Linked DNA regions of Homo sapiens: region 2 is linked to region 1. Evidence: chromatin loops called from intact Hi-C (ENCODE). Cell type or tissue: IMR-90. All regions are shown on one strand. Each heading gives the region's core, and the rest is flanking DNA. Links, peaks and the distances in the headings are about the cores only.

Region 1 (17,111 bases), core at 3,445-11,444:
AGCCCTCGCAGAGAATCTCCACTGGGGCACTGCCTAGTGGAGCTATGAGAAGAGAGCCATTGTCCTCCAGACTCACAAATGGTAGATCCACTGGCAGCTTGTATCCCCAATCTGGAAGAGCCACAGGCACTCAACACCAGCCCATGAGAGCAGCTGTGAGGACTGAACCCTGCAAAGCCACAGTGATGGACCTGAGTAGGCTTTGAGAGCCTACCCCTTGCACCAATATGTCCTGGATGTGAGACATGGATTCAAAGAAGATTATTTTGAAGGTTTAAAATTTAATGAATGCCCTGCTGGGTTTTAGACTTGCACGGTGCCTAGAGACCCTTTCTTTTGGCCAATTTCTCCCTTTTGGAACAGGATTATTTACCCAATGCATGTAGCCCCATTGTATCTTGGAGAAATACCTTGTTCTTTGATTTTACAGTCTTATAGGTAGAAGGGACTTGCCTTGTCTCAGATTAGACTTGGAACTTTGGACTTTTGGGTTAATGCTGGAATGACTTAAGACTTTGGAGGACTGTTAGAAAGGCATGATTGTATTTTGCAACGTGAGAAGAACATTAGATTTGGGAGGTGCCAGGGGCAGAATGATACAGTTTGGATCTGTGTCCCCATTCAAATCTTATGTCGAATTATAATCCCTAGTGTTGGAGGTGGAGCCTGCTGGGAGGTGATTGGATCATGGGGGTGGAGTTCCCATGAAATATTAGCCCTATCTCCTGGTCCTGTTCTCATGAAAGGGATTGAGTGAGTTTACATGAGATCTGGTTATTTAAAACTTTGTGGCACCTTCCCCTCTTTCTCTTTCTCCTGTTCTGGCCATGTGAAGTGCTGGATCTCCGTGTGCCTTCCACTATGAGTAAAGGTTTCCTGAGGTTTCCCCAGAAACCAAGCAGATGCCAGCATCATGCTTCCTTTTCAGCCTGTGGAACCATGAGCCAATTAAACCTCCTTTTTTAAATAAATTACATAGTTTTAGGTATTTATAGCAATGTGAGAATGAACTAATACAGGGACTATGAGGATACATACTAGAAAATTTACAGGAAATGGATAAACTCCTGGAAGCACAAAACCTTCCAAGATTTAATCGGGAAACAGTTGAAACACTGAATAGACTAATATCAAGTTTTGATATTGAATTAGTAATAAAACCTACCAACCACAGAAAGCCCCAAAGCAGATGACTTTATAGCCAAATTCTACCAGATGTACAAAGAAAAGCTAGTACCAATTCTACTGGAACTATCCCAAAAAATTAAAGAGAAAGGACTTCTCCGTAAGTCATGCTATGAAACCAGTATCACTCTGATACCAAAACCTGGCAAGGACACAGCTAAAAAAGAAAACTACAGGCCAATACCCCTGAGAAAAATAGACACAAGAATCCTCAACAAAATCATAGCAAACCAAATTCAACAATATATCAGAAAGTTAATCCACGATGATCAAGTAGGCTTCATTCCCAGAATGCAAGGTTGTTTCAACATGTGCATATCAATAAATGAGATTCACCAAATTAACAGAAGTTAACATACACACACACAAAGATCATCTCAATGAACTTGGAAAAAGCTTACATAAAATTCAACATACATTCATTATAATAACTCTCAAGAAGTTAGGCACTGAAGGAACCTACCTCAAAAATAATGAGAGCCATCTATGACAAACCAACAGCCAACATCACACTGAATGAGCAAAAGCTGGAAGCATCCTCCTTGAGAACTGGAACAAGACAAGAATGCCCAGTGTCACCATTCCTATTCAACATAGTACTGAAAATGCTAGCCAGTGCAATCATGCAAGAGAAATAAATAAAAGGCATTCAAATAGGAAAAGAAAAAAGTCAAACTATCTCCCTTTGTTGATGATGTGATTCTATTCTCAGAAAACCCTAATACTCTGCCAAAAGGCTGTTAAAACTGATAAGCAATTTTAAGGTTCCAGGAAACAAACTCAGTGTGTACAAAAATCAGTAGCATTCTATACACCAATAATCTTCAAGCTGAGAGCCAAATCAAGAATATAATCCCATTTACAATAGTCAAAAAATGATAAAATACTTAGGAATACATCTAACTAAGGAGAGCCATAAAACACTGCTAAAAGAAATAATAGATGACACAAACAAATGGAAAAACATTTCATGCTCATGGATTGGAGGAACCAATATCATAAAAATGGTCATATTGCCCAAAGCAATCTACAAATTTAATGCTTTTCCTATTAAACTACCAACATCATTTTTTCACAGAATTGGGGGAAAAAATGCCAGAATTCATATGGAACCAAAAAAGAGCCTGAATAGTCAAAGCAATCCTAAGCAAAAAGAACAAAGCCAGAGGCATTACATTACCCAACTTAACTATACTATTGGGTTACAATAAACAAAGTAGCAAGGTACTAGTACAAAAACAGACATGTAGACCAATGGAACAGAATAGAGGACCTGGAAATAAAGCCACATACCTACAACCATCTAATCGCTGACAAAGTTGACAAAAATAAGCAATAAAGAAAAGACTCTCTATTCAATAGATGGTGCTGAGATAGCTGGTGAGCCATGTGAAGAAGAATGAAACTGGATCCCTACCTTCTGCATATGCAAAAATTAACTCAAGATGGATTAAAGATTTAAATGTAAGATATCAAACTGTAATCATCCTAGAAGAAAACCTAGAAAACACCATTCTGGACATCTACTTTGGAAAGTAATTTATGACTAAATCCTCAAAAACAAATGCAAAAAAAATCGACAGTTGGGACCTAATTAAATGAAAGATCTTCTGCACTGCAAAAGAAACTATCAACAGAGTAAGCAGACAACCTACAGAATGGTAGAAAATATTTGCTGTGCATCCAAAAAAAGGTCTGATAGCCACAATCTATAAAAAATCTAAGCAATTCAACAAGCAAAAAGCAAATAACTCCATTAAAAATGGGCAAAGGATATGAACAGACACTTCCCAAAAGAAGACATACAAGTGGCCAAACAAGCATGAAAAAGTGCTCCACATCAGTAATCATCAGAGAAATGAAAAATCAAAACCACAATGAGATACCATCACACACCACTCAGAATGACTATTATTAGAAAGTCAGAAAACAACAGAGGCTGGAGAAAAGGGAATGCTTATACACTGTTGGTGGCAATATAAATTAGCTCAGCCACTATGGAAAACAGTTTGGAGATTACTCAAAGAACTTAGAATTACCATTCAATCCAGCAATCCCATTGCTGTGTATATACTCAAAAGAAAACAAGTTATTTTGCCAAAAGACCTACGCACTTGCATGTTCATCACAGCACTATTCACAGTAAAAAAAAAAAAAAAAAAAAAAAGACATGGAATTAACCTAGGTGTCCATCAATGGCAGATTGGATAAAGCAAATGTGGTACATACACATCATGGTATACTATGCAACCATAAAAAAAAATTAAATCATGTCCTTTGCAGCAACATGAATACAGCTGGGGCCATTATCCTAAGCAAATTAACACAGTAACAAAAACCCAAATACCACATATTCTCACTTATAAGTGGGAACTAAACATTGGGTACTCAGACATAAAGATGGCAACAACAGACATTGGAGACTACTAGAGGGGGAACAGAGGGAGAGGGGTAAATATTGTTCAATACCTGGGTAATGGGATAATTTGTACCCCAAATGTCACACCACATACCCAGGTGACAAACCTGCACATGTAGCCCTTGAATCTAAAATAGAAGTTGAAAATAAGTAAGTAAATATGAAGAAATGAAGGCATTAAAAAGAAAAAAGACTTCGACCTTAATGTTATTTTTCTCCATGAAAATTCCATAATTCCCTATTTGGAGGTGGCTAACTCTGTCTACTCTCATGAATTCCTCTCTCACAGTACCCAGTACGCTCTTTGCGAGTCCCTCTATAACTCTGAGGTCTACAAGGAGAGGAGCCATATCTAACTTGTCCAATATCATTACTACAAAATTAGCCCAGTGCCTATAAAACAACATGCACTCAGTTAATATATGAGATCAACAAATGGATAACTAATTGACTAATGTTAAGGATATAGATGGAAGGCAAAATAGAATTTTGATCAAATAACACAATATGATCTGGAAATTCTTGCCTTGGCAAAACAGAGCTCAAGTTTTATCTATTTCTTTAAAAATTTTACATTCTATTGATGAGGGCGTTGGGGAAAGGCTAATGCGTGACATTCTCCGTTGCCACCTAGGCATAGCACCATAAGCATTAACCATAACAGCTGACATGATGAAAGGCTTTCCAATCAGTGCTCCAAGTGCATTATGAGTGTTCACTTACCTGGTCCTCACAACAACCTCTTAACATAGATACTAATATATCCATTTTACAGATGAGGAAAACGAGGCATAGATTGGTTAGTAAGCTTGCAAAAAGGTGCACAGCAGAAAGTCAGTATTTGAATTCAAGAGATCTTAGCTAGTAATAAGACCCATTTCAATTGATATAAAGAGAACAGTTTTAGCATCAGGGAAATGAGAAATATGGGGAAATTATATCATGGTTTTGGTCCAAAATTGTGCACCTTCCTCCATCATGTTTAGACTAAAAAACACATCTACCTGATCCACTGTTAGTAAAGGACTATGGGCAGGAAAATCTCCTTCAAAATGGAAGAAACTCCAATTTCAAAGTACAATTTCCAACTACAATTTCACTTTTATTTACTACTAAGTAAAGAAAATCAAAGAGGTATTAAATTTTGAATGCTCTTTTTTTGTTCCAGAGGTAAAATATTGATGCTAGCTAATATAGTAATTTAATATAAATGACTGCCTTGAAAAAATTTTAAGAATAAGAGAAAATATGTATCAGATATGGCTCATGGATATCAAGCTCTGCACAGTATTATAGAGAAAAGGTCATAAAAATTTGAGAATACCAGGTGAAAGTTAAAAAAGAAACATAACTGCAGGCCTTCTCATAGCCTTTACTATGCTATTCATTGTGAACCCCCATATATAATATGCGATGTTACCTAAGCTATTTAATCATAAAATAATTTCCTTAGGGAGTTTTTTTAGGATTTGTATGCTACTGAATTTATTGGGGAAATTATTGGTCTAGCAAATGATAATACTCTTATTTTAAAATACCTACAGTTTAGCCATTGGAAAATCATCATCTGGTTTTTACCAACTAAATATAGTACCATATGAAAATGGTACAGAACCATCTATTAATTGCTATGAACACTGATGTTTGGAAAAGTTATTAAAACTGATTTATTCTGACATCCCACCCAGGGTGAAGGATAAAATGAAGATTAAGATTTAGTTTAACTTTCCCAGTTAAGGTTTGGTTCAACTTAACTATTACATGGTACTAGAGTAAAATACCCCTCTGGAAAGAAATCAACACTACTTTACAGAAATAGAGCTACCTCACTAAGCTAATTATAAAGGGAAAAACCTAAGGTAACACTGTAATAAAACATGAATTTCTATTATTGTTTTCCTTTAATTGAACTAAATACAATTAACAGTAACTCGGCATCCTGTAAGAAATTATGTCAGGAAATTAACAATGAACTTGAGCCTATGTAGAGGACACATTTCAGGTCTCCAGTAGTCTGTAATTAATGAACATCTAGTAATAGTCCATAATTAGCCAAAATCTATAGAATTCAAAAACACATGCTGGACAAAAGCATAAAGAACCAGTCAATGACACAGATCAGAATAATTCAGGGGCCAAAATTATGAAAAATTCAAATGAAAATGTGTCTTTCAAGTTGGTGCCTGTTCCTTCCATTTAATGGATGAAGAAAATGAGACCCCAAGAAGACAGGTGACCTACCAAAGTCATAAGGAAAGTCAAAAGCAGAGTCAAAACTATTATGGTTATGATTCTGCTTTTGACTTTCATGTGAACTTGGTAAGTGTAAAATTGGTTATGTTGAACCAATTGCAGTTGCTGATATTCACTGTTTTAATGTACAAAAATTATTTTTAAAACAAAAAAAGAAAAAGGAAAGAGAAGAAAAAGAAAACTTCCTCACTGCTAGTCCAGGACCTTTTTTCACAGAATGCCAGACCTTCGGCGTCTGCAACCACATTGCACTTAAAAGAAAGGAGGGTGAGGGTGGGAGGGTGAAGAAAGATTTGGGGTTTTGAGTCTCAACTACCAAATAGAGATTTCACTTAAATATTTAAAATTGTTTCTAAGTGTTGGGAAACTGAAAGAAATAAAGTATAAAACTTTTCCACTTCAAAAATAATAAGGTAACCAGTAGAGCAAATAATTCACTGGAGAATGAATGTAATTAAATAATTGATGCGAATAATGCACCAGTTTGCAATCTTTAAAAAAAAAAAAAAAAAAAACAACTTCAAATTATTTTGAGTACGATCAGAGGGTTGGTAACAGTAGTTCCTGCTTCTTTGGAGTTTCCCTGCAAGGCTTCTTGGCTCCACCTAGTGTCAAACAATCAAAAAACACACCATTAAATGGCAGAAATCAGCATAATTGTACTGCTGGTTTCTTCTTTTCCTTAGAAAAGCAAGCTACCACCTGTAGAATTATTAGCCTCTTCTGCCTAACTAGAAGCTGTGAACGCATTTAAATTTATTGTAAACTTCAAAGTTTATGGCAACCTTCTATAGTTGGACCTGTCTATACAATCGTATTCTGAAAAAATGAATTCAAAAATGAATAAATTGTATATTCAACCCAATATATAATTTTTTTATTTCATTCCATAGACCTTACTGAGCACCTCCTTTGTACCAGGCAATGTACAATGGACTAAGGACAGGAAATAAAACATAACATTATTGTGGGGAAGAGAAATAAGGAATCAAATAAAATGGAATATATTAGGTGCTTATTGACTGAAATGATTTTTAGTAATAATAGGTGTCCAAGTGAAGATTAAAGAGAAAAAGCATAGCTTGCAGAATAAACAATCTTGTGATAGCTTTTAAGCACAGAATGAGAGCCTTCGAAGAGCTGAATACGGCAGGGGGCGCTGAGAGATGGCAATAGTTCAGAGGTACGTTCTGAAGTCAGATGGGCCTAGTCCTGACTCTGCTATTTCACTTCTCTGTGATTTGGTTTTCACATTTGTTAAACTGGGATAATAATAGTATCTCTCACATTTGGTAGTTGTAAGGATAAACGAAATTAATACACAGAATGCACTTAGAACAGTGCCTGGCACATTGTGAGCTCAACATCACCGGTTGCATCTATTTTCGCTGGAGTTTAAATGCTGTGGACTGAAATGGGAGGCAGTCACCAAAGATGCATAAATTCTCAATTTGTGGACAAATGGGAACTGACACCCTTCTCTCTCCATATACATGTTCTATAGTGGAGCAAGCTCACTAATGCTTACAACCAGAAGTTTATTTACGGTGGGGAAGTCTAGAGAACCAGCTGCCTCAGAGGTAATCACTTTCATCTTTCAGCCCTAGTATGAGAAAAATTTCTGCCAGAACTTCTCTGTATACCTTAAAGTGACCAAGGACTCAGTGGTTACTTGAGGCCAAGAGTCTCAGAGTGGAGAACTCTATGGTTCTCGCAGCCTCCTCTTTGCCAGGACAGAGGGTGATTGACAGGGCAGACACAGAAGTATGACAAAAGACCACAGTTCCAGAGGAATTATCTCTTGTATCTGCCAGAGTTTACTTTCTGATGTTTCTTGCATCTTCTGATACAGTCTTGTATTCCTTCTACCAGGAAACAAAGAAAGAACCAAAAGAAGGGGAGAAAAAGAAGAGAAAAAGGAAGAAGAGAAAGAAGAGGAGGACAGAAGCTAATATATATTGAGTGCTTATGTCCTAAGCATTTTATATGTATCAATCTCCTTTAATTAACACAACAACCCTATGAGAGAGGCCTATTATTATTTACATCTTACAAATGAGAAAACTGAAATTGAGGCCCAGGGAGATTAAACAACTTACCCAAAGTCACACAGCTGGTAAGTGCAGCAGTGTATTTCTAATACTTTTTAACTACTACACTTACTGTTTTTCATGAACCTTCCATCCTCAAAGGCCCTCAGAATGATGGACCACCCAGTCAGGCTTGCCTTCCTCATTATCCTTCCCATCTGCCGCCCAGACCTCCAGCCTAAATAGCCGTTCTTTCAAACTGGCTAAATTCAGCTAGGTAATAAAAACTATACATGCACATGTATGTATGTGTGTTTGCGTTTGAGCAAATTGGCATTAAAATAAAGAAGAGTTCTAATGCAGCCAAACCACACTCATATGTACATGCACGCACACACACACACACACACCTACCTTGACACCTAATTCTCCCAGAAATATTTGACTTTTAAAAAATTGTTAGTTCAAATTGTTCCTGTGTAAAATTTCTCTAAATTTCTCATAAAGTCTCAATTTCCCTTGAGAACACCTTACTTCATTTCTGCAGCCTTATCTTCACTACCCATAGACATCCATAATTGGTTTTTCTATAAGGACTGAAGAAGGCAGACTAAGTGAGAGTAAAGTCTCAGATTTTGAAAAAATAGAATGGGTCAAAACTCAAGAGAATGATTATTTTTACACTAAGAATTTAGTGTTTGACCCTAAGAATCTCTGGATATTGCTTTTTTCAATAGACATGTATGTTTATATTGTAAGAGCATTTCAGATCCCACCAAAGGTGGGCTATAAAAATAACAAAGAAACATGGAAATAAATAATAAGGATTATGTGAAAACATAACAAGATTTACAAAAGTTATTATAATGTAATCAGCTCAAAATCTCCTTTTTGCAATATGTGAGGATACTTTCTTACATCAACCAAACACACATCAAGATATCTTTGTTTTGTGGATACTACTACACACAATAGAAGAAATACTAGACAGGCAATGACTACAGGGGCTTTCAAAACTAGTTTCTCATTCTAAATCTAATTAGATTCATCTAGTGCACCACCTGCATTTTCTCATTTCTCACTTCTGTTGAGACAGCCCAAGTCACTATTTTGATTTAAAATTTACAAAAGAAACATTCTCTGAAGATACCTGGCAAATGGGCTCACTGATACTTCTATACCTAGAGTTTCTTAAATAGAAATGCAATCTGCAGATGCCCACCAACTTGAGTTAGAGATATATTTATAGCCCCATTTTCTTAGAGACAAGAGGAGAGTGTAGGGGTTTTCCCTTAGAGTTACACAAAAGTTTTGAAAGCATGTACTATACAAGACATTATAGTAGACAATGAAATATAAGACTGAATAAAACATAATCTCTAAACTTAAGGACCTTCATGTCTACTTGAGGAAATAAAACATATTAATTTTATTAAACATGTATTGTGTTAAGGCAATGATACTGAGTGCTAATAAAATGTGGGCTACTTTGAGAAGCATGGTCTGGTGGGGAGAAATAAATTGACAGTTTAGCATGGTAAGTGTTACAACAGAGTCATACACAGAGTAATATAAGTGTGCAATGAAGATGAGGATGAGGAAGTGGGAGAGACTTAGGCAACCAGTGGGTTGCCTAAGCTAAACCTTAAAGGATAAGTGAGAATTAGAGGTTTGCAGAGTAAAGCAGTTAGGAATTAACTAGATTGTTTTTTTAATGGAGAAAGACAATCCAGAAAGCAGAAGAGGTCCAAAAATGGGAGCTGAATGACATAGCCAAATATCTGAAAGACAGGTTTTGATAAAGGCTACTAAAATGGTATTACAAAGAACTATAAGAGTTCAGAAATAAGAGAAATTACTTCTGACTGGAAGGATCTGGGAAAGGTTAACCAAACAATTCACCAGTTAAATTGAAAAGAATCAAGCTAAATGAACAGCAATTCCAATTTTGAAAAAGCAATATTAATCACATATACAAAACCAATTTTAAAACCATGCTATAATGATTATCAAATAGGTAGTCCTGGAAATTTCAATTACCTGGGAGTTTTACAATTGCCAAGACATTGTGCCAGCCTAATACGGTAAAAGAAGGAGAAATTCAAATCCTCATGAAGCTTGATTAATACTCTGGTGCTTACGAATACCACATTTTAGCACTCCTTAATACCTTCCTTAATAGTTCACTAGTAGGTAAGGCTTAGTCACATGTCAAGAATAAGGTCTATGGAACTGCACATTATTCACTGACAAGAATCTAGAGAACAGACTTCAACTTTTTAGTCGTTCTCAGCCCACAAACTGAGGGCTTGAAAAAATCTTTTCATTGTGCAAAGATATCTGTTGTGAGGGAATTTGTACCAATGGGATTTGAACTATTATAAGTTTGCACAAAAGATATGTTAAAAACCTACACTGAATTGCCTGTTTAAGAAGAAAAATAATTTTTTGAATGGAGAAAAATGAAGATTATTTTAAGAAATCTTTCTTATAAATCAAGATTTGCTGAATTGAAACCGTCAGTAACCAAAAATAATCTGAGGCAAGGGGATTCCCCAGAGGGCTACTAAGCAAAACAAAAGTTTTGTCAAGGGAAATGTGGAGTGTGTTAAAGTGTAGAAATGAGTCATAGGGCCATTGACTTTTTTATTAGAAGGGTTGAGTTTCAGCCATTTGATACTGAATGCCCTGCATGAACCAGGCACCTTGCTAGACATTGGAAATAATGCAGATATGTCCCTATTCTCATTGAGTATACATTTCTAGTGAGGACACAGACAATAAATGAACAAATAAAATCACAAACACATGTTTAGAAATTATAATAGGAAGGAGGAGTATAAGGAGAGAGAATAAAGGAAGAGACCAAATTTAGATTAGGGTCAGAAATAATCTCTCTGATAAAGCAATATTTATGCTGATGCCAAAGGATGAATAGGAAGGAATTAGCCAGATGAAGAATAAAACATGGAGTCCAAAAAGAAGAAAACTTATGTCTAGTGTCAAAAGGTAGCAAAGAGCTCAGTGAGTTCAAAAAGAGTTTTTTAAATGAATGGGTAGGAATATAATGAGCAAGGCAACAGTGACCTAAGATAAATCTAAAGAAGTGAGTAGACTAGAGTGGCTCTTTGAGACTGAATTAAAATGTTTGAACTTTGTTACATGCAGTGAGGATCTTAGAAATCACCTTGTCTAAATTTACATTAAATGAAAAATATAGATATCAACAGCTCCCATGTCAACAAGCTGAACATGTCACTTCTTGAACCCATGATTATCAGGGAATTTACTGCTAAAATAGCCAGTTTTGATGCTGCTTATCATAACTATCAGAAACTCTGCCTAACAAGTTATTTTGTGTGATTTACCTTGATCTTATAGAACAGGTTTGTATGAAAGATCCAGGGCAAGTCAGTAGATCAGAATTACAAAGCTGTGAGATGTGGTTTGCTCCAAAGACTCAGATGAAGATGGATCAGAGTGGCATTTGCAGGGCTCTGGGTGAGGCAGTGAACACTTTTGCCCAGAAGACCACTACAGCAAGGGCCATGTCGAAGGCATGGGGTGAAGTGAGGGGAGTAGACAAGGGGTTTTAAAAATTTTTTAGTGTCTTCCAGATACTAGACACTATGTGAGTTGTCTTCAGGTTTCATATCATCATCACAACCACCTTATGAACTAAGTATAATCACCTTCATTTACAAATGAGGAAAGGAAAACTCAGATTATTAGGCCCTCGTCTCTGAGGACAGAACTGAAGTCTTTCACCACCAGCATTTGAAAAAGACCTGCCCTCTTTCCACCGATGAAGATGCTACCCAATAAAATTCAAGCCCAAACAGAATAAAGAGGTCAAAAGTTCCCTTTCACGTAAACCTTTGTCTTATCTTAGTATGACCCTCAAAATATCCACCCAAAGCAGGCTATCAATATCTGTTAATTAGTTGATGAAATGACATGATTGTGGCCATTCTGTAGTCTTTAAAAGGAGATCTATTTGTGTCAATAAACAACGAGCTCATTAAAAACTACCCATAAAACAATTAGGCCAAGGGAATTTTGTCTGATAACAGTGAAAGAAGGAAGTGAGGATTTAGCTGCAGATTCTGGAATGAGCCTGTTTATCCTCCAGGACCACAGCAGTTTTGTCTTCAGGCTTAAGATAAATCACTGTAAGTGTGAAGGTGTTCAGAAAAATAGGTTCTGCCATTGCTACTATGTCCTGAAGTTTCTTCCAGTTTGCCTTTGAAGAACACAGCCACTAAACCGCCGCTAGATGTCCTCAAAGTAAAAAAAAAAAAAAAAAAAAAATTATGGCAGAAAAGTACTTCGGCACTTTTAGGAACTACATTGACTTATTTGTCTAGATTATTTGACTCCTGAGCTCTAAGTGAGATAGAGGGATTTGGTAGTTAAACACGAACATCCGACCTCTGTAAATGAAATAGAGTTCTGTAAAGGAAAGGGCATTTTAGTAACTTCTCATTTTCATTTTAATTAGGATTTGTATTACTCTCCTTCAGGAAAGCAGGCCAAAGAGACTGAAGGAGCAATGGAAACATTATCCTCACCAACACTGACCAGTCACCTGAAGAGCACTGTGAGTGAATAACCCGTGGGGCCAGCTACTTAGCAATTTCAAATGCACAAAACCTGTGCTCTGGCCTATCTTTTAACATCAAAACAGCTGAAAAAAAAATTGAATAGTTGGATTGCGATTTCCTGAAATAGAAGCTGCAATACCTTTGGTTTTTTAGTTATGATATTAGCTAGTGAAAAAGCACAACTTAGCAAAGTATGTTCCCCAGTTAGTCTTTTAAATAAACTCAGACTTCCGTAGTCCCCATTGGTCTCTACAGGCTCAGAGGCCCATTTCCTCCTCGCCCCTTACCTTCCTTTTAGTCTCTTTTTCTTTTCCAGTCCTTTTCCCATCTTTGGTTCTTCTGTCTCTCCTCTTCATTTATTCCACTCTTTTAACAGTATCTTAGTTCACCATTTTTATACACAAAAAATCAACTTCTTGATAACAATTTTTAACATATTCAACTGAAATAATAAGCACTTGCCATGGTTTTCAAGAGTCAGGAAAAGGAAACAAAAAGAGGGGGGAAAAGAAGAATAAAGAAAGAAGAGGAATGAGAAAAAGAGAAAAAGATTAGAAAACAAGTTGTTCTATCTGTACTTGTTCGAAACTTGAGAAGAAAAATTAAGTTACAGAGAGATGGGGGTTGTGGGGGTAAGAGCTGTAGAAAGCTGTTTTCCTTCATTTTCTCTGCCTCCTGGAGCACTGGCCTCCTATATCATGTGTTAGGAATTTCTAATCTTACCACAGCCAGATGACTCATGCCCACTGACTGAGTCTTTAGACTTCTACAAAACACCTGAAAAGATAAATTTTAATTGAGAAAACAACCTCTCACTCCAGGGTATGCTTTCAAGATAGGTAGGGGGATTTTCAGCATTTATTTCCATTTTGTTCACTGAAGACTCATAGGGCTTAATCTTAATTTCAGACATAGTTGTGTCTGACAGCCAGAGACTATTTTCAGATCAAGGGATAAACTGGCATGGACTAAGACTTGCTTCTGCCTAGGAATAAAGACTGAAATGAGTCAAAGTTGTCCTGATTTGGGACACAAAGCATGAGGTTAATGTGGGGGGATACCTTGTCTCCTTGCGGGAGCTAGCTCATCAAACTACCCCTCCCCTCACTCACTTCACTAACTGATGTGGTTAACTATCACATCAAAGGGCAACTATCACATCAAAGGGCAACTCCAGGTTGCCCTTTGGGGATGTGTTGTTTATCTCCCTCAAGACCAAAGTGACTTTCTAACCAAACTCTCTGAGTGCAAGTCACTAAAAAAAAAGAAATGTGGGGTCCACAACATCTAATTCAAAGTGTGTTAACTAAACCCATAGTAATAATCATATAACAGCGTGCCTCTTCGTTTTTGTGTAAAAAACAAATAGCGAAAAAGAATCAAGGAAGTATTTTCTGAATGTATACATGGAAGCCTGGACATAGAAGTAAACCATACATACAAACAAGTAACCACCTATCCAACTTTCCCTTCCAAGGTAAAAACTAACATTAAGGGAGCACTTAGAATATCACTGAACCTGTGCTAAGAGGATCTATAAGCATTAGTTCTAAAACTCTAAACAGCTGTAAAAGGTGTAGACAATTATTTATATCTACGATCAGAAAAACTAATGCTTAGAGAAGTTTGAACTTTCTTTGAAGTGAATAGCGATTTCTTCTGACATAACTTGAACGAGGCCCTGTGCATGCCTGAGAGCCTGAGAGACCTGGGAATTAGGAAAAAACTGAACCTGAAATTAAGATGGGAAATTAGGCCTTTTATTATTTCTTGGATCTTCAGAAACTGAAATTCCCAATATGTCTCAGTGTATAGAGACAGGAAACACTCTGTGATCATCCCTGCTTTTGTCTCTTTCTTTCTTTTAGAAGATTATCCATATTCTGTTCCAGTAAACTCCATTTCCCATGGAATGAAGTCTTCCCAAAGCATCCATTAGCACAGAGCTAGTGGGCAGAGCTTCAAGGTTTGACAAAGAATGGTCAAGTCTGAAGTCTGAACTCCTTCTCTTCTGCAAGACTAACTTGCCACTGCTGGTTCCCCTTATTCTGCTGCCATAGAGACCAATTTTTAAGAGAGAAAGGCTGAAATGTTTAAGAGTAGAAAGGCTGAAACTTTTAAAAATTGGAGTGCTCTTGTATGAATGGAGGAGAGCAATGATGAAGTGCCAATAGAATGAAGGAAAATTGATTCCCAGAGCCAACTCCCTTTCAAAAGTAGCTTGTCTGTAGCACTATATCCCATTGCTGAGATTGTCCCTGAGATTATTTATTTCAGTGTTACCTAAAGTGTAGTCCAAGGACCTACCAATCACAAATTGTTAATTAGCAGTCAGCAATGAGATAAGAACCAAAATTGACTGTGTGTAGAAACTTTAATATTGCCACATCATCCAAGCAAAAGATTTCATATGTTCAAAAATATCTGTGTGCCTGTATTAGAAAGTAAAACAATTAGGCCTTCATGACCAACAGTTTATAAAGCACTAGTTTACTACATTAGGGTCTTGATAGCTGTCTCTAGGTTTCCCTTATAAGTATTAAGAATTAGTCGACAAAATTCAAGTTTATTGTCTTCCTTCCCAAATAGAACCAGTCCCAATAGAACAAATAGTCCCAGGGTGGGACTTTGTTTTGTTCACTGTTCCATCTCCACTTCCTAGAATCATGCTTAATGCTTAAAGAGTATTTGTTGAATGACTGAAATATACTCATCCACCTCAGTGGGAAATGCCCAAGTGTTGTCAGAAGTTTCCCTGGACCACTTTGAAAACTCAGAGACTACAAGACTCCAGTGGTGGCCCATCCTCTGCCACGAGCCTGTGTACTTACCTTACTGCCATCTACAGCCTCCTTACCCAGCCCAGTCCTGCATCTCCCCAGGAGGACAGGCAGGAATTATCTCTACTTATTTTTCCAGATAAGCTTCAAAATAATTTGGGCACATCTCCTAAAAGAGGTCCATTGAGATTTTGATTGACATTACTTTAAATAAATATATCATCTTTCCTTTGAAAAGAAACATATCCTAATAACACAGAGTAATCTCAATCATGAGCATGATATGTCTGTATTTCTTGTATTCATTTATTTATAACTCACAGTAAAATTTTATAGTTTTTCATATAGTTTCCATACATGTATTGTTAAGCTAATTTCTGGGCTGCTTTATTTTCACAGTTGCTATTGTGTTTGGGGATCTTTCCATGCCCTTTTCTTTTCTTTTTTTTTCTTTTCAACTTTTATTTTATGTCCCAAGGTACACATGCAGGATGTGTAGGTTTGTTACATAGGAAAACGTGTATCATCATGGTTTGCTGCACAGATCAACCCATGACCTAGGTATTAAGCCCAGCTTCCATTAGCTATTCTTCTATCCCACCCTCCATCCTCCAAAAGACCCCAATGTGTGTTGTTCTCCCCTACGTGTCCATGTGTTCTCATCAATCAACTCCCAGTTATAAGTGAGAACATGCAGTGTTCAATTTTTGGTTCCTGTGTTAGTTTGCTGAGGATAATGGCTTCCAGTACCATCCATGTCCCTGCCAAGGACATGATCTCATTCCTTTTTATGGCTGCAGAGTATTCCATGGTATATATGTACCACATTTTATCAAGCCTATAATTGATGGGCATTTGGGTTGATTTCACATCTTTGCTATTGTGAATAGTGCTGCAATGAACATACTCTTGCATGTATCTTTATAATAGAATGATTTATATTCCTTTGGGTATCTACCCAGTAATGGGGATTGCTGAGTTTAATGGTATTCGGTCAATAGTCTATGTGTCTATTCCATTGGTCTATGTGTCAAAAGATATTTGACCCAGCAATCCCATTACTGGGTATATACCAAAGGAATATACCTCTAGGTCTTCGAGGAATCACCACACTGTATTCCACCATGGTTGAACTAATTTATATTCCCAGTATAAAAACATTTCTTTTTCTCCACAACCTCACCAGCATTTGTTGTTTCTTGACTTTTTAATAAGTGCCATTTTGACTGGCACGAGATGGTAACTCACTGTGGTTTTGATTTGCATTTTTCTAGTGATCAGCGATGTTGAGCTTTTTTTCATATGTTTGTTGGCCACATGAATGTCTTCTTTTCAGAAGTGTCTGTTCATGTCCTCTGCCCACTTTTTAATGGGGTCATTTCTTTTTTTCCTTCTAAATTTGTTTAAGTTCCTTGTAGACTCTGGATATTAGACCTTTGTCAGATGGATATATTGCACATTTTTTCCCATTCTGTAGGTTGTCTGTTCACTCTGGTGATAGTTCATTTTGCTGTGCAGAGGCTGTTTAATTATATCCCATTTGTCAATTTTTGCTTTTGTTGCTATTGCTTTTGGCATTTTCATCATGAAATCTTTGCCCATTCCTGTGTCCTGAATGGTATTGCCTAGACTTTCTTCTAGGGTTTTTATAGTTTGGGGTTTTACATTTAAGTCTTTAATCCATCTTGACCATCTTGAGTTCATTGTTGTATAAGGTGTAAGTAAGGGGTCCAGTTTTAATTTTCTGCATATGGCTAGACAGTTATCACAGCACCATTTACTAAATAGGAAATCCTTTCCCCATTGCCTGTTTTTGTCAGCTTTGTCAAAGATCACATGG
Region 2 (17,111 bases), core at 3,128-11,127, 920 kb after region 1:
ACTGATGTTATTCGTCTTGTATGGCTTTTAGTATGTTTATCAAGTGGCTAACAAATGCATTCTGAAAATGTATTTAACATAGCTGTTTTAACAAATGAAAAAAAGACGTAGAAAAATGTTTAGATGTCTTTTTGTGATGTTATATAAAATTGTAGATGACTGTGGTAAATGTGTAATTATGTCCATTATGCTTCAAAGTTGAGTTTTCATCTTTGACTCCAAAATGTCAGAGGGAGGCCGCTCTAAACTAAAAATAACGAAAGGTTGCCAAGTATTAATACTAGTTACCTCCCTCTTTTCGTAGTTTTTGTCATGTCTGTCAACTTACTCGATTGTGTGGTTGCATTCAGAATATTTGAAGTTTCTTACGTAGACAGAAATAATAAAAATATTAACTAGGAAAAAACAGTATAGCACCAAGCCAGTATTTGGTATCTCTCTCTAGAGCGAGCAAGAGAGGGAGAGAGGAGGAAAAAATACACATAATACAAACATACATGCATGCACACATACATACATATGTATACACACACATAATTTGAAAACTGATTGGCACTTCAACGATGCTGAAATTGTTTTTAAATTGAAGTTTCTTTCTTCCACAAAGCAGCCGTTTCTATTCAAATGGAAATTCAGTACCAGAGAATAAATGTCTATGTAGTCATACTGAATTTAGATAGATAAGGGCTACAGCATACTAAATCGACAACCAAATTTGTCATGTGACTAAACCGTTACTTCAGATGAAGCTTACATTACTGTTTTCTGCTTGTGTATTTTCTGTAGAGTACTTTTACACAGATTGGTAAAGTTCAGGTTTCAGAGAACTGCTTTTGTGCAGAAAATTTAGGTTCTTTTTTCCACCTTTTTGGTCAGTAAAACTTAATGAAAAAAGCAAAGAAAAAAATATTCTGAACAAAGCTATAGGGTTTTAAGTTCAGCCTCCCAACTTAGTCATCCTAACATGATTATTTTGTGATTTGGGGTGCTTGCCCTGGTGCTGTTCCAGTCCATGTGCATCCTGAGCTGTGTGATCTGCCTCGAGGCTATGATCTGAGCAAGCAGGAGATAACATTTTCTTCTGCATCAAGTGAGGAAAAATGTGCTTTTGGCCATGTCTCAAAGACAGGACCAACTTCAGATTCCCAAAGAAGCCAGCTACAGAGCCTCTGGAACACTATGGTCTTACAAGCAGTACTAAAATCAACCCTCAGCCTCTTCAATGCCAAAGGTATCCCTATTGGTTGAGAACCACATGGTAATTTTTAATGGGACTTTTATCAGCAAATGGAGTTACAGGAATTCTCTGTAATGAGTGATTCTGAAGAGGTACTTTCCTGGAATAATTGTCTACCTGAAGAAAAAAAATTTATATATACATTGTGTGTGTGTGTAATACACACACACAACCCCCTATACCTGGAAGATTGTCAGCATGTAAATCAGGAACAACTTTCTCCTTATTGACAATCCCATAATAAAACTCAGGAACCAAGGCAAAATGAATTGGCTTCTAGGGGTCTGAACCTTACTGCCCATACAAGTGTTGATTCATTTTAATGCTGTTTATGATTTCTGCATTGGCAGAAATTTTCATACTTTCTATGTTTTTTTAATTACTCAGTTTTTTATTACTAAAAATAGCACATTTGAGTACATTTGAAAAGTAGAAAAATTAGAAATTATTAACTTTATTGAATAAGCAAGAAGTGCATCCTAATCCTTTGATTATTAATGAGGTTGAATATTTGTGTGCTATCGGTAGCTGTGTTTCTTTGATCAGATGTTCCTGTCCTTTTGCCCTTCTGTTATCTGTTGGAGTTGCTTTGTTTTTCGTATCAAGTTATAGGATCTCTTTATATAATAAATGTAATTTAACTTGCATTTGCTTGCATTTATTTCTTCCCTCAATCTGTTGTAGTTTTACAAAGGCAACGCTGTTCAGTTAATTTTTGAGATCAAATTTGTCTTTTTTTTTTTTTGAGACAGGGTCTCACTGTTGTGCAGTCTGGAGTGCAATGGCACGATGTGTGCTCACTGAAACCTCTGCCTCTCATGTTCAGGCGATTCTCCCACCTCAGCCTCCCGATTAGCTGGGATTACAGGCATGTACCACCAAGCCCGGCTAATTTTGTATTTTTAGTAGAGATGGGGTTAGGGGATAATTTTGATATGGTTTATTTTTTATGTAGTATTTCAGTGCTTATTCTGACATATCAAGGTGATACTGCCCTGCCTCTATTTTGTACAGGCTTTTCCTTTTATTGAAAAAAAGTACTTTTTATTACATCTTATGTCTGAACCTGGTGCTTCCTATTGAAATAAGTATTGCTTTACTAGGTAAACTGCTCTATCTACATCCCCCACCTCCAGCTTCACCCACCCTGCCTCTCATTTTTTTACTTTCCCGTATTCTGCAGTTGACAGTTCTCTTGGTAATCATACAGGTAGCTGACTAATGCTATGCTAATACAGGTTGAGCAGCCCTAATCCAAAAATCCAAATTGCTCCAAAATTTAAAACTTTTTGAGGGCCAACAGGATGCCACAAGTAGAAAATTCCACACCAGAGCTCATGTGACAGGTTACACTCAAAACACAGTGAAGACTTGTTTCATGCACAACATTATTAAGACTATTATAATTACCTTCAGACTACGTGTCTGAAACGTGAAATATAACCGAAGTTTTAAGTAATATTGTTTAGACTTGGGTCCCTCCCCCAGGATACGTCATGTACATGCAAATATTCCAAAATCCAAAACACTTCTGGTCCCAAGCATTTCAGATAAGGGATATTCAATCTGTACTGCTCATTAAACCTGGAGTTTCTTATAGAGAGAAATTTTAGGTGGTTGAAATGATTAAATGGAAAGAGATTTATTTTCATAAGCTGGTAATTTTTTAAAGAAAGTTCAGACTGGAAAAATATTTAGAGGATAAAAACTAAAAGCACATAAAGCATTATGTTAACATTTCTTGTTTTAGTTTTTCGGAAAGTATTCAAAAATTAACATTTGTTAGCTTTTTTGATATGTCTATTATAGAACGTACAGGAAAATAAAAGCAAACTAATTTATCAGTGATTCCACATGTTGAAGATAATTTCTATTAATAGTATATTATATATATATATATACGTACATATGTGCAGGCATTTGTCAAATATTTTTCAAGTATGCCAGACCTTAGGCTAAAAGCTGGATAATGAAAATAAATCCACCTTCCAAAGACTCCTATTATCATGACTTTCTCTTATTTTTTAAAAAGCTGTATATATTAAAAAATCATAAGGTGTTTTTTTCTAATTATCAAATGCACATGTATTTAGAAAAACAGATTCCATTTTTATTCAGATAAATCCAGACTTAAATTTCTTTCCCACTTGCTTACAGTAATATTTATGTAGTTGGCCTGCAAAGCAAACACATTTCACTCATGTTCAGATTTTTGTAATCAAAATTATTTTGTTCTCACTATAAAGGCAGTAAGCTCCTACAGGACATTTTAAAACTACATAAATGTGCCATCCCCAGCTCAACCGATTATAAACAACTGCCGAAAGATTGTGGGGTAAGTTTAACTCTCTAAAACTTCAGCTTTGTCATACATCTATCAGGTTGGGTGTGATCATTAATAATTCTATTTATATCAGATTTGTAAGGAAATAATATAAAGCGATTAGCATAAGATATGCACAAAAGCAGTGAATGATAGTTGTTACTAACAAAGTTGGGATTTTATAATTTTTGACTTTTGCTTCAGCTTAATGATTTTCAGGCTATTGTTCTTTGAAAGTGTTCAGCGTCTATACAATATTTCATTCCATGAACATGCCAAATTATTCCATTTCCTTATGTGTAGATATTTAAATGTCTACCATAAATTTTCACCATAATAAAGCAAGATGTAATATTCTTACATAAAACTTTGCCCATAGCTACTACCCTATGATAAATGCTAAGTAAAATCGGAATCATGTAGTGTTAGCTTTTTTAGGGTCTTAAAAAATATTTCCAGGATTATACCATATGCATTTTTAGCAGAACTGTGTTCAGTAACTATTTCAAAGGAAATCTTTGCAGTTCTAGTTATTTCACTGTTTGGATTTACATATCTTTAATTACTAGTTATAATTTCTTGTTTATTGAGCATGTGTATTTTTCATAAATCATTTGCTCCTGTCTTTTGCTTTAATTGTCCTATTTGCTATAAATACTTTTTTATACTCTACTTTTTTATTCAATTTAATATGATCAAGTATGTTCGTCTTTTTTGTATGTTGACCTTTCGGTGATATTTTTGTTTTTTTTAATTTGGGGTGTGTGTGTGTGTGGTGGTGGTGGTGGTTGTTATATAGTACTGATGTGGTATTACTTGTTCTTGATACTATAGCTCTATAGCTTTGTGATTACTAGTTCTTGACATGTTAGGGTGGCATTTACTGCTTGTCTCCTGTTCAAGTAGCTTTTCTTTCTAGTTAAAATGAGAATGAGATTTTCCTTAAAATTAATAAACTTACCTTTTTATATTGAGATTAATCATTCATTTTTTTTTGAGATGGGGTCTCGCTATGTTGACCAGGCTGTTCTTGAACTCCTGGTCTCCAGTGATCCTCCTATTTCAGCCTCCCAAAGGGCTAGAATTACAGGTGTGAGCCACTGCAACTGGCTATATTAAGATTAATCTTTATTCTCTATTTACAGCAAGTATTTGCCCACTTGTGTTCTGTGAGCAAAGAAATCAAGTGTTTTTCCTTTGTAACGTAGCACAATTAGTTTTTTTGTCATTTTAATGCTTTCTTGAATAATTTTTTTATCATTAGGTGGCATAATTATCCCAGTATTTTATGTTGTTATTATTGATACAACTTTCTACCAAACTTTTGGCATAAAATCTAATGTATTTTTCAAATTACCTAATTTTTCCATAACCACTTTTTGAATATCTTCATTTCCTTGCTGAATTTTTATGCTTTAAAAAAAATCATAAAATCTTATAGTCAATCAATTTAGAGTATTTTTCTTCACTTCCAATGATCTTTTTTCAAGTTAAGTTGTCTTTGATATATACGTGTGTGTGTGTGTGTGTTTGTGTATTTCTGCTTTGAATGGGATTTCGTTATGTTATATTCTGAACTCTTGGTAGAAGTAGGAAATATGTGGTTTTAGCATAATGGTTTTCTGTCTACCGACTCTCATTGATTCTTCAGTTTTTTGGGTCAATTCTCATATTTTCACCTTAACTAACCATTATCTGCATATTATAAAAGCCAATTTCATATTATTAGTTTAATGTGAAACATTAAAGCATGGTTCATACTTCCAGCAAAATTATAGTAGTGACCGAGGAATTGTGTCTTATGCGTAATTTTAATAGGGGTAATTCTAGTTTTAGGATTCCTTTGTTACAAGGAAATATCCTTGATCTTGTTCACGAAGTTCCTCATTAATTAGGAGTCTTAAAAAATTAGGGTTGTGTATCTTCATTACAAATGATTTCTGTACCAGCTGATCCAAATTTTTCTTAGTACCATCCATGGGCTGAAAGAAAGGCTATTTCTTCGCTGTGTGATCAGTGTGTCATTAACTACCCATTTCTTCATTTATTTAGTCAAATTTATTGAGATGATAATTTAATTTTTCTCATGTCAAATACTGAAAAAGAGTCTGTTTTTTAATTGTTTTCAACTGTTGGGTTAGAAAGGACTCTTACATATTGCTGAGTGCATTGTCAATTGGTTTACAGTTTAGAATGCAATTTGGCAAAAGTAGTAAAATGATCTTTCAAGTTTCATACCTTTTGGACAGTAAGTATATTTCTAGAATTAATAAGTGACAGAAAATAGGCCAGAAATAGTCATCTCAGCATGATACTATTATTTGCTTCCTAATAGGACCACATTAGACCTTCCATTAAAATACTTTTAAATGGATTTTTAAAGATTCTTCCCACCTTAATTTTGATACTTTATCTGCATCCTCTAGTATTCAATTGTTGAGCATATATTTGAATGGCTGGATGATGATTAGAATAAAAGACTTAGATATTCATTAAGGATGACTGAACACATAACTGTTGAATTGTGTACCTGAGCCAAATGCACTAGTACACAGAATAGGTCGTTCCTCTGTAACAGTCTCAGAGCAACTGCTTTCCAGGGGCTAATGTTATTCTGCCATCTACTGGTTAAAATTAAAAGTCTTTGTTTAGCTAGATTACAGAAAATATATCTCCTTTATCAAAACAACAGTAATAACAAAACCCAGAAATTTTTATAGCACATGTGAAAGTTCAAAGTTGGCAGCTTATATAAATTACATAAGTGAATATTAAAAACTTTTGGTAATTTTTGGGGTACGGTAGATCAAAGAGAAGAATTATTTTTTATATTACTTAAAAATACAGATTTAAATAGCTATGACCTTTATTTTATTTATAAATTCATATACATTTAATTTTAAAATCTGCAACATTTCATCTGGATTCTAAGCATTCATACCCAATACTTGCTTTTTCCTTTGAGTGGATTCCCCATACCATTTTTATTTTTAGTTTTTAGCAGACAGCCTCATCACAAAGACATGTATAGAGTAAATCTTTTCCACAGCAGAAAGGACGTAATATGCATTATATCTGGTTATAAGTAAATATGACAACCTCATAATATTTAAGAAATTTTTATATTGGTTTGCTCATTTGGGTATGAGGATCAAATCATGACTGCTATAGCCACATAATTTTCACCCGGCCAGCCAGACACACATATGCATAAGCATATACATGTGTTTGATGTAAAACAGCTTTTGGACCAGCTGATCCAGATTTTTCTTAGTGCCACCCATGGGCTCAAAGAAAGTCTATTTCTTGACTATGTGAACAGTAAGAATGGCATCAACTACCCATTTCCTCATTCTCCATGTTATTGTCTCAGAACAAAATATTCTCTTACACCAAGCATTTTTTCCCTCAAGATGGATGTGTATAACAACAAGTGATCTCTTAATAGTGCCTCCTGAAGGATATCAAGAGTGCACATATCTTTTCTACATAGAACTGAAGGAGCAAGATTAGATTTCGTGCAATCTTAGAACAAGATGTGTATAAAGCTGTTGACAGCAACTAAGTAACCCAAACTTCAGAAGTTTCGTTGTCTAGAGCCCCTTCTCCAATTGTAAGTCCAAAGAGTATGTCTAGCTCTTTACTGGTCCATCTTCCAAAAGACTATTACAATACAGCCTTACAATCTCTTATAATGGAAGTTTATCATTTTTTGCCTCATTTCACCCAAGTGCCAGTCAACAGAGTACATGTTTGTATGTGGTGGGGATGGGAGGCAGGTCTAACTTCTACTGATTCAAACAGCTTTATCTTACTTAGGGAGTATACTTTATCACTTAGAAGTCAAAACATTCTTCCAGCCAGGAATTAGTGATCCATTAAAACTTATTTCTAATTCATGTCAAATCATGAACCAAAACATACTCAGTATAAAAACCTAATGTGAGTCAGTGTAATGTTTATTTCTTCATACTAAGCAGTGTTTACTTCAATTTTTTATTACTCTCTCCATCTTTCTCCAGATAAGAAAATCACAGATTTCACAAAACCTTTCATATATGTATATACACATACTTGAAGACATCAATTAACTCAAAGATTAAGGAAAAAGAGTTTTTGTTTTGATTTTGTTTTTTGTTGTTGTTGTTATTGTTTGTTTTTTGAGATAGAGTTTCACTCTTGTCACCCAGGCTGGAGTGTAGTGGTGTGATCCTGGCTCACTGCAATCTCCGCCTCCCCAGTTCAAGCGATTCTCCTGCCTCAGCCTCCGGAGTAACTGGCATTACAGGCGCCTGCCACCACCCCTGGCTAATTTTTGTATTTTTAGTAGAGACGGAGTTTCACCATGTTAGCCAGGCTGGTCTCGAACTCCTGACCTCAGATGATCCGCCTGCCTGGGCCTCCCAAAAGTGCTGGGATTACAGGCGTGAGCCACCGCCCCCAGCCAGAAAAACAATTTTTAATTTTCAAGGCTGGCTCTCCATTAATAATCTCTCCCATGCCCTGGACTAGCTATACTTTATCCTGCAAGGGGAATAAGTTATGGATTCCATTGGTATGTCTACTTTGTTCACTTCTTGGGCTGCAATATCTACACTTCCCATTCACCCTTACCACTTACTTAGTAGATAGTCTAGCCACTTGCAAGAGGTTCATGGCTACCATTTGGGAATGCCTATAGGAGATCAAGGAGATCCATTGAAACTCAGCCCCCAAATCCAAAGTCACTTTCCTTTTGATATCTGTAGTTTCATCATCTGTCATAACCATGCCTACTTATCATCTGTAAAACACCCTTTCTACATTAAGGGATACTCACATTATGAATTCTAGTTGTGGTTGTTTTAAAATATATTCACAAATTTTCTCATGCTCGTTTCTTTCCTCCTTTTGACTATGTGTTGGATTTAGTGATTCCCATCTAATGAATACAATGAAACAATGGTGTTTAAATTATAGACTAGGTCATAAAAAATTGTGTACTTCCTCCATGTTTATCTCTCTTCTATCACTTCCTCTAGTACAAGCCAGCTGCCATGTTGTGAGCACATACCACATAGCTCCATGGAGATGCCCATGTGACTGTGATGAAGAGCTAAGACTTCCTGTCAGTGGCCGTGTGAGTGACCCATGTTAGAAACAGATCCGCCAGCCCAAACAGAACCTTCAGACAACTGCAGCCCCAGCTGGCATCTTGACTGCAACTCATGAGCGATTCTAAGCCCACCGAAGCTGCTCTTGAATTATTGATTCACAAAAACTTTTAGGTAATAAATGTGTGTTGTTTTAAACCACTGAGTTTTTGATTAATTATGCATCAATGGAAAACCAGATCACCAATGCAGGCAACATAATGTAAATTTCAAGCCTCCCTTGTAGATAGGACATGGGAACAAAGAAAGACTTGCCGATCTGGAGCACCTGCATGAGCTTTTGATCCTAATGTGTCCACAAGAAGATATAGGCTCTACGTGGTGTTTCTGTATTTATTGGCTGAGTTGGTGGCTTTCTATAGTGGGAAGTTCAGGTTTTAGGAAAAGAAATGGCATTAGAGAATGGAAGTTCCTTCTAGTTCTTACTAGAGCAGCATCATCAACAGTGGGTTTTTATATCTGGACAGTTCTCTGGTTTAATTTTTGATATTTTTATCTGGAGGCTTAGTCTAGAGCTTGTTTCTATGGCATCCCAAAAATTCAGCAGGCACCACATCTTAACACCTCTGTTTAGTCATCAGTCTTACATTCAGCTTTACTCTTTACTACAACGTAATAAATACCTTCCAAACCTATTACCTATCTCGTTGGGTACAATAACTATGTCCTAATGGGTCCACTTCCCACCTTTCTAACCAGTATGTGCAAGCAAATCCCAACCTAGTTTTCAAAGGGCAGCTGTAAGAGCTTTTCTAATATGTATTTGGTGACATCAATTCACTGCTTAAAACATCTCAATATTTCTAATGATCATTTCTGTGACTCATAATCCCATAATTGCTTGCAATGCCTTTTACAATACAACACCTGCTTCCTATTCTAACTTCTGCTTTCTCCCTCCCTCCCTTCTACTTCTACATAGTTCTAAACCTTCTTCACTGTTTGCTCCTGCATGCGCCCTCTGGCCGCTACGCATTCACATCTGCTGTTCCCTGTTTCTGACCCTTTGAGCATCACACATTTACTTGGTTAACTCCCACAGATCCTTGAGATGCCAGCTTAGCAGTTACTTCTCCTGGATGCTTTCCCTGACGGAAACAAGTGCTACACGCTTCCAGAATCTGATACTTTCCCTGTCACAGTCATTAGCATTACTTTAATTAAATGCTCACTTGCCCACATCCCACCAGACTGGAAGCTCTGTCATTCCCTGAAAGCAGAGAATGTGTCTACTTTCTTTCATTGTAACTAGCACCATCCACAGAGCCAGCAAATAAAAGGTATTTGCTACTTATTTGAAGTTTCAAGGTGGATGATTCCGTATTTCACTTTAGTTTCTAGTTCATGCAACTGCTGAAACTGAATCAACGGTCATCAGATATGACTTATCTAAGAAACATAAGTAAAACTGAATTCACTTCAGCTGGTATAATCTATGTGAATTGTTCATCTCCTTCATGGCCCTAGGATTCCTACCTACCTACTTATTGTTTAGAGCTGTCTTCTCAGGAAGAGTGCTCCACTGAAGAAAATAAAGTCTTTATTTAACTTACCAATATTTTCACAGTGACAAGTAAATTGCCTGGAGCAGAGATATTTAAAACGATTTATGAATAAATAGACTTAATGTTCCTTTTGGATTTGAAAGCAGATTAAAGGTTTAAGGGCACTTTGTATCTCTTTGAGGGTTTGAGTAAGACCTGACTTTTACTGTAAAGATTTAAGTACCCGCTCCATCCTCACCAAACAATAGAAACCAGAAGGCAAAGCTGACCATATTTATAAACAATAAATTTTGAAAATATAGCAATTATCATTGGATAAATTTTAATTATTACAAGCTAAAAATGTAATTTCTCCCTATTCAAAAGTACAATTTTGCCAGGTGCAGTGACTCATGCCTGCAACCCCAGCATTTGGGAAGCTAAGGTGAGTGGATAACTTGAGGTCAGGAGTTCGAGACCAGCCTGGCCAACATGGCAAAAATCCATCTCTACTGAAAATACAAAAATTAGCTGGGCATGGTGGTGCATGCCTGTAATCCCAGCTACTTGGGAGGCTGAGGCATGAGAATCGCTTGAACCCGGGAGGCGGAGTTTGCAGTGAACAGAGATTCTGCCACTGCACTCCAGCCTGGGTGACAGAGTGAGACTCTGTCAAAGACAAACAAACAAAAAAGTACAATTTCTTATTATTGAAACACAGTCTTACAAAAATGACTCAATATATCGATAAATGAAGCAGAAAGGAAAGTCTTTGAATTGAATGAATATTTACAAGCTCGAAGCCACATAATTAGTAGATGAGACCCAATTGACTGATACTGGGTCTAAATCTAAGTTTCCTTTCCAACCTCCTGGGATTTCCGATGAGCCTATTAACACAGAGAAAGCATTTATTGATTTTCCTTTCTTAATCTGCAGTCTGACAATGTCCCAGGCACAACAGATGTGTTCTTTCTTTCTCACATAGAGACTGATTGCTTGTGAATACTCCTTCACAGCCAGGCTGGAGTCCTCCTACTCAAGGTCTCTTTGATTTCCTATACCCAAACAGGTCTCCAGAAATTCTAGCTACTGATCAAGCCCAGTGAGGAATTTCAGTTCTTTGTGCTGAAAACGTTGGAGATCTGCTGGATCATCTCATGAAGAACATTGGTGGCCTGAGCCTTTTGGAATTTGGTGCCATGCGGCTGCTCTAGGGGAAACTTAAAAAACATTCTTGTTCTTCAGACAGGAAGAAAAGAAAGATTCTCCCAATTTGGTGCAGAACTTTGAAGGTCACCTATTTATGGCAGCCCATGGCTCTGGGCTAGGCCACAGCTAAAGCTGCAGAGAGAACTGCAGAATATCATCCTCAGTGTCACTAGGGAAGAGGTTGGCCGGGTCATTGGTGGGATACAGCTGGCTAGGCCATTTGAGTCTTTACCCACCTGTCTCAGCACTTTCTTGTTGTGAGATTCTTACATAACCAGATTAGGGTTTTCAGTTTTTGTACTTATCTCAACTTTATTTCTACTTTGTTCACTTTCTCTTCTATTTATGGGTCTCAGATAATGTCATGACCTCAACACTTCTTTTGTATTATGACAATGGAAATTAAACACACTCAGAAAATGGCAAAACTCTCAATCTAATAGGAAATACCCATCCAAATGAGGCTCAATGTTGAAATAACAACCTATCTGAGTCTCAATCTATGTCTCTTTTAAAATTCTAATAAGTATACTTAGAGGTTTGATCTTGGACATTTTTACTTCTTAAACTGCACTGAAATACATGTTTCCTCACCTCTCTGCATTTCTCTTTTAAGTGGCTAATACACTAGGTTTGATTTCTTCCACCTTTCTTTACAAGAGCCACAGCTTATAATCTGTAGATAACGGTGGCATAAAACTCGAAAACCCAGGGTTAAGTCATCCAGTTGTCTTTGTTCTGTCACTAAAAATGTCTTTACTGCATATATGTGACAGACAATAGGCTTGGCAATTTAGATTAACAGATAAGTAATACAGGATGATGACTACCCTCCATGGATTCAAAGAATGGCATTTAAGACATGATTGTGATTAATTAAACACTAGCATGCTCAGTGCAGCCAAGAGGAAGAACTGAAAGCTAATGAAGAGGGAAATTGGGAGGCAGTAGAAACTGCCACTTTGTGACAACATCTGTGGCTCCTGGGAGCTTAAACAACATCAGATTTTCCTTTCCTCTTCTGCAAAATTGAGACAATTTTAATAGTTGTCACATAGGAAACTGCAAAGATGAAATAAAATAAAGTTTGCAAATTACTGGCTGAGAATCTGAACATGGTAAATGATAGTTACCTTTAATTTCAATGTAATAAATAACATAATCCTGTATAGTCCACATTTAACCAAATCCAGACAAGAGAAGCTTTGATTGCAGCTCCCCTGACATTCCTGAGGTCTAACACGTTGATGTCCCTCAAATTGAAACTCTAGGAAAGGGGACTGTCTGTAAAACTGTGAAGGAGCAGAGCCCAGGTTCCCATTGTCAGAGTAGTGCCTTGCACAGAGGAAAAATTGTACAGCCCCCATGAAGCTTGTTCCAGGGAACCAGTGTCTCAGCAAGTTGCGATAGAAAATGGCTGCTCTGTGAATAGTATAAATAAATAAAATAATCCCTTTACTCAGATTCAGTTAGTTTCAAATCACCATTGATGATTATTTTTAGGCCCAAGTAAAACATATTTTGTAAACCATTTTCCTAGCCTTTACAACTCTCTAACTCAACCCTAAAAAAAAAAAGGTGATTTGAAACTAACTGAATATAGTATTATATAAAGTTACCTATAGATATATACAGAATATACACTTACATATTTATATATACATATTTAAATACAAATAAATAAGTAAATATTGTAATGTATTTAATAACATACAATATATGTTATATGCTATATTGTATATGTGTATATATAACATATCGTATATATGTTATTCTATATAAAGTATATATTGAAGTATATATATTAAAATATATAAATGTATACATATTTTTACACATTATATTTACATATGGATTTTTAAATGTACAAAAACATATATAAGATATATAAATATATATTCTTTTTTTTTTGACAAAAGTCTCACTCTTTTGTTCAGGCTGGACTGCAGTGCTGCTGTCATACCTCACTACATCCTCGAACTCCTGGGCCCAAGTGATCCTCCCACCTTGGCCTCCCAAATAGCTGAGACTATAGGTGTGCACTACCACACCTGGCTAATTTTTTATTTTTTGGTAGAGATGGTGTCTCCTTCTGTTGACCAGGCTGGTAAATCCTGGCCTCAAGCAATCTTCCTGCCTTGGCCTTCCAAAGTACTGGCATTATAGACCTGAGCCACCACGCCAGGCCTATATATTCTTTATGTATATTTAAATACATATGCTTAAATTATGTATACTTATATATTTAATAATATACAAATTTAATATATTTTAATATGTTAAGTATAATATAATAAGCATATATTAAATTATATGAGATTGTAAAAGTATATAATACTTAAAGCTGTATATACTTAAGTATACATAATTATATTTACACATATTAATTACAAAATACATAATCTAAAAATGTAATGTATATTAATATAAGTATATAAACTTATTTTATGTTACATAAAATTTAAGTATATACAAGCATATATATACATATATATATTTCTGGAGGGAGGGGGATTGGAAATGGGACTACCTTGATTTTCAGCCATGGAAAAATCACAATACTTTGCTGATTCTGATGGCTGCCACACTCTCCCTTCCCCCCTACTTACTGGAGGATCCCATTCTTTCATTTCTGTATGACATTAGTTTCCTCCCTCCCCAGCGTAGAAATCCCAGGGTGCTCTCCTCATTCACTCACCATTAACCTGCACTGCCATTCATACAGCTGCTTCCTGTTCCATTGTAATTTCTGGCTGTCAATTTTCCCATAAGAGTACAAAGCCATCAGCTGAAAGCAAAAGTTGAGTGAGAGTTCTAGGTGTTTCAGAAACATCCAAATCACTGGCCTGTTTTTTTTTTTTTTTTTTTTTTTACTTCCCTCCTGGTGAATAGTTTTGGAAAAGAAGGAATATCCCCATTACAATAATGTAACCATCCCTGTGGAAAAAGGAAATAGAATGCAAGATCCATTTTACTCTGGAGGCCGTTGAAATATTTACAGAGGATGAGAGCCACCTACTGGCAAAGACGTGCACCAAGTCTATGGAGGGCAGGCTTTTCTGTTCTGTAAAGAATATGTAACAAACCTGCACGTTGTGCACATGTACCCTAAAACTTAAAGTATGATAATAAGAAAATAAAAATAAAAAAATAAAAAATAAGAAAAAGAATTCTGTTCCCTTGAAGGAGATTTTCGTTCATTTGTAAAAGGCCATCTTTCTCGGAAAGAATTAACCCTAATATTGGAAGAAGCCCATTTTCTTAGCTTTTGTATCACAGAGAGAGAAAACACTCCCAGATTCAGGAAGCACATGTTCTTTGAACAATGGGCAGCTATGTGGAGAGAGAAAGGGTCAGAACGTGTCCCTTGCCTCCAGCCTCTTGACTTGTCCCTCCCTCTATGTTTTGTGCTAGACTGGGAATCAGTACAACCTGCCAATGTAGGTGTAGAACTACAAGGGAAATCAAGAAAAATCTCCTGGTTAAGGTACATTAGCTCTTTCTTAACAGTAAGTTGCTAATTTTACACATTCACTCCTTAGGTCATGTCCCAACTTTATAATTAAAACATTTTCTGTTATTTTCAATGATGAGTCAACTTGCATCCCTTGTGCTTTTTACTCAGTAGTAAAAGAGAGCAAAGACATTTGTAAAGGAATCAGAGGATACAATTCTTGCCAAATGATATCAAGAGAAGGTATCTATTTGTGTAGAATTTGGGAAGTATTAAAGTGATCTGCAAATAGTGTAATTGAAGAAGTTAATCAGGAGTGTGTGTGAGAATTACTTAGATAGTAGGAAGAGGCTTCAATTTAGGAGGAATTTCTTATTCTTTGCTCAGGTTACAGACCCAACCTTCAGATTGCACTTTTCAAATGGGAGAGGAGAGAAACTGGGAAATGGGAGAGGAGAGAAACTGGGAAATTCAGTTATATTTCACAATATGTCTCTTGTCTCTTTCTTTTACCACTGAATGTGGGGTACTCAGTTTAGGAGCAGGGGAAAATATTAAAAAGTTTAATATACCTGGTTCTCTCTCTTCCTTTCTCTGTTTGTATGATTGTTTAACGACTTTCAAATATTAAGTCTCCTTTAATTCTTGGTTATTTTCTATACTGCTTATTTCTTTAATGTGATTTTCCTTTTTGTTGCTTGTCATTTCAGTGGGCAAAAATTGTACGCATATTATCATCTTACCCTGAAAAATCTCTGTGGCTATACCCTGATCATATTCAGAAGTTAATTTTTTATATATTCTAAAGTATTGGAGAACTGAGGTGAAGTGGTGGCTGAGCTGGCAGCAAGGGGCATTGTCATAACCTGCCTCACACAGTTCCCTGCCTGTGCAGTGCCCCTGGAGAAGGACACATAAAACCTTGTTTCTGCCCTGAATCCCTTGGAGGAGATACAGGAAGTCGTGGCACAGTGCCACCTGGAGACAGCTAGGTTTTGTGAGATCAAGGATCCAAAATGAATATGGTCATGCCTGGACTCTCCCTGCCTGGCAAGTTCAGTACTGCAAAGGTTAAGTACTTGAAGTTAAATACTGCTAGGCACAAAAACATAGTCAATAGAGAGAATCTTTCCCACGTGATTATACCCAACGTGTTGGTAAAGAATGCAGAAGTTCATCTGTGCCCCTGTTCAGGTGCTTCTATGTTCTGATTCCTCTAGGAAGAGACTACACTAGGCTCAGGACTCTCATTTGTTGAAAAAAGCAGAGCCCACATTATGAAACATGAAGAAGAAAAGGCAAGCAGCAGCTTTAGAACTTGGAAGGAAGAGAGAGATACTTAACACATTGACTGGAAGAGCGGCAGGTCCTCAGGAGATGGAGCAATACAAATGGGAGCACTGAATCAACTACTTAAGATTATTCTGATCAGAGAGAAGATTAAAGTGGATGCTGAAACCACAGAGTGTTCCCATGGAGACATGGCCAACGTCAGTGTCCCCACCATGGATAACACTGATACCACAGCAGCCTGAGAGTATTGGAAGGGACAAGGGTTACTCCAGTGTCCGTTGCAAACTTCTGTTTCCTCCCTAGGACCCAGCAAGTCATCAGAGTGCAGGGAAAGTTAGGCATAGGGCCAATGCAATCCGAGGCATGTCATAATTCGGGTCATAATGCAGCCTGATTTAAAGATAAAACAAATGAAACAACAATTAAACAAAAAGGATACAGCAGTTATTTGAGTAGAATTAACAGTAACTGGGTCAGAGACATCCCAGCAGGACTGATATAAGGTAATGTTTGTTTTGAAAAATCACAGTTTCTAATGACAGCGAAGATCTTTGCCAAAATGTACTAGTTTATTTATTTAACTTAGTTATTTGGAAAGAGGACGTTGGTCGGTCAATTCTCCTTTAGCTTTTTTTCCAGTGGGTGCATTCTGCACTCAGTTGGCACAGTTAAAGTTAGAATTTGGACACTTTCTGAGGATGAGGGTCCAAAAAACAAGAAAAGTACATCCTTCATTTCTGACAAAATAATAATGCTTTTATCATTTTATCAATTAATGCTGATTTTAGTGATATATTTATTTCATTGCTACAGTTTTATTTTATGATTTGTAATTGTATGGGGTTAGAAATTAAGTAAAATCAACCACAGTAGGCAGCTGGGCTGAGTGTAGAGGTAAAGCCAAATTCTCCTTGGTAAGAAGCTCTTCAAAACCTTTCACTTCTGTGCAGGAAGT

Evidence for each region. Peaks named below come from ENCODE experiments on the same cell type or tissue, not always from the same donor. Only the 100,000 strongest peaks of a DNase experiment are listed, where the experiment ranks them.
Region 2: it touches region 1 in a loop (2.7-fold over the local background); 4 of 110 quality-filtered maps call a loop at or near these places.

What each region holds. Positions count from the first base shown.
Region 1 is chr9:22,234,214-22,251,324 of GRCh38, reverse strand. No RefSeq gene overlaps it. Among named protein-coding and RNA genes, the nearest start is that of DMRTA1, 200 kb to the left of the region's middle. In IMR-90, for the core only: CTCF peaks have their summits at 6,466 (motif pointing left) and 7,005 (motif pointing right); DNase peaks (open chromatin) are centred at 6,444 and 10,474; H3K27me3 peaks cover 289 bases.
Region 2 is chr9:21,315,792-21,332,902 of GRCh38, reverse strand. It overlaps KLHL9 (kelch like family member 9), which reads left to right. Exons shown (of 1, transcript NM_018847.4): 1 at 1-3,238. The region is part of intron 2 of LOC107987053 (a long non-coding RNA gene); the gene reads right to left. It also overlaps the pseudogene IFNA20P. Among named protein-coding and RNA genes, the nearest start is that of KLHL9, 11 kb to the left of the region's middle. In IMR-90, for the core only: a CTCF peak has its summit at 6,172 (motif pointing left); no DNase peak of the experiment used is centred there.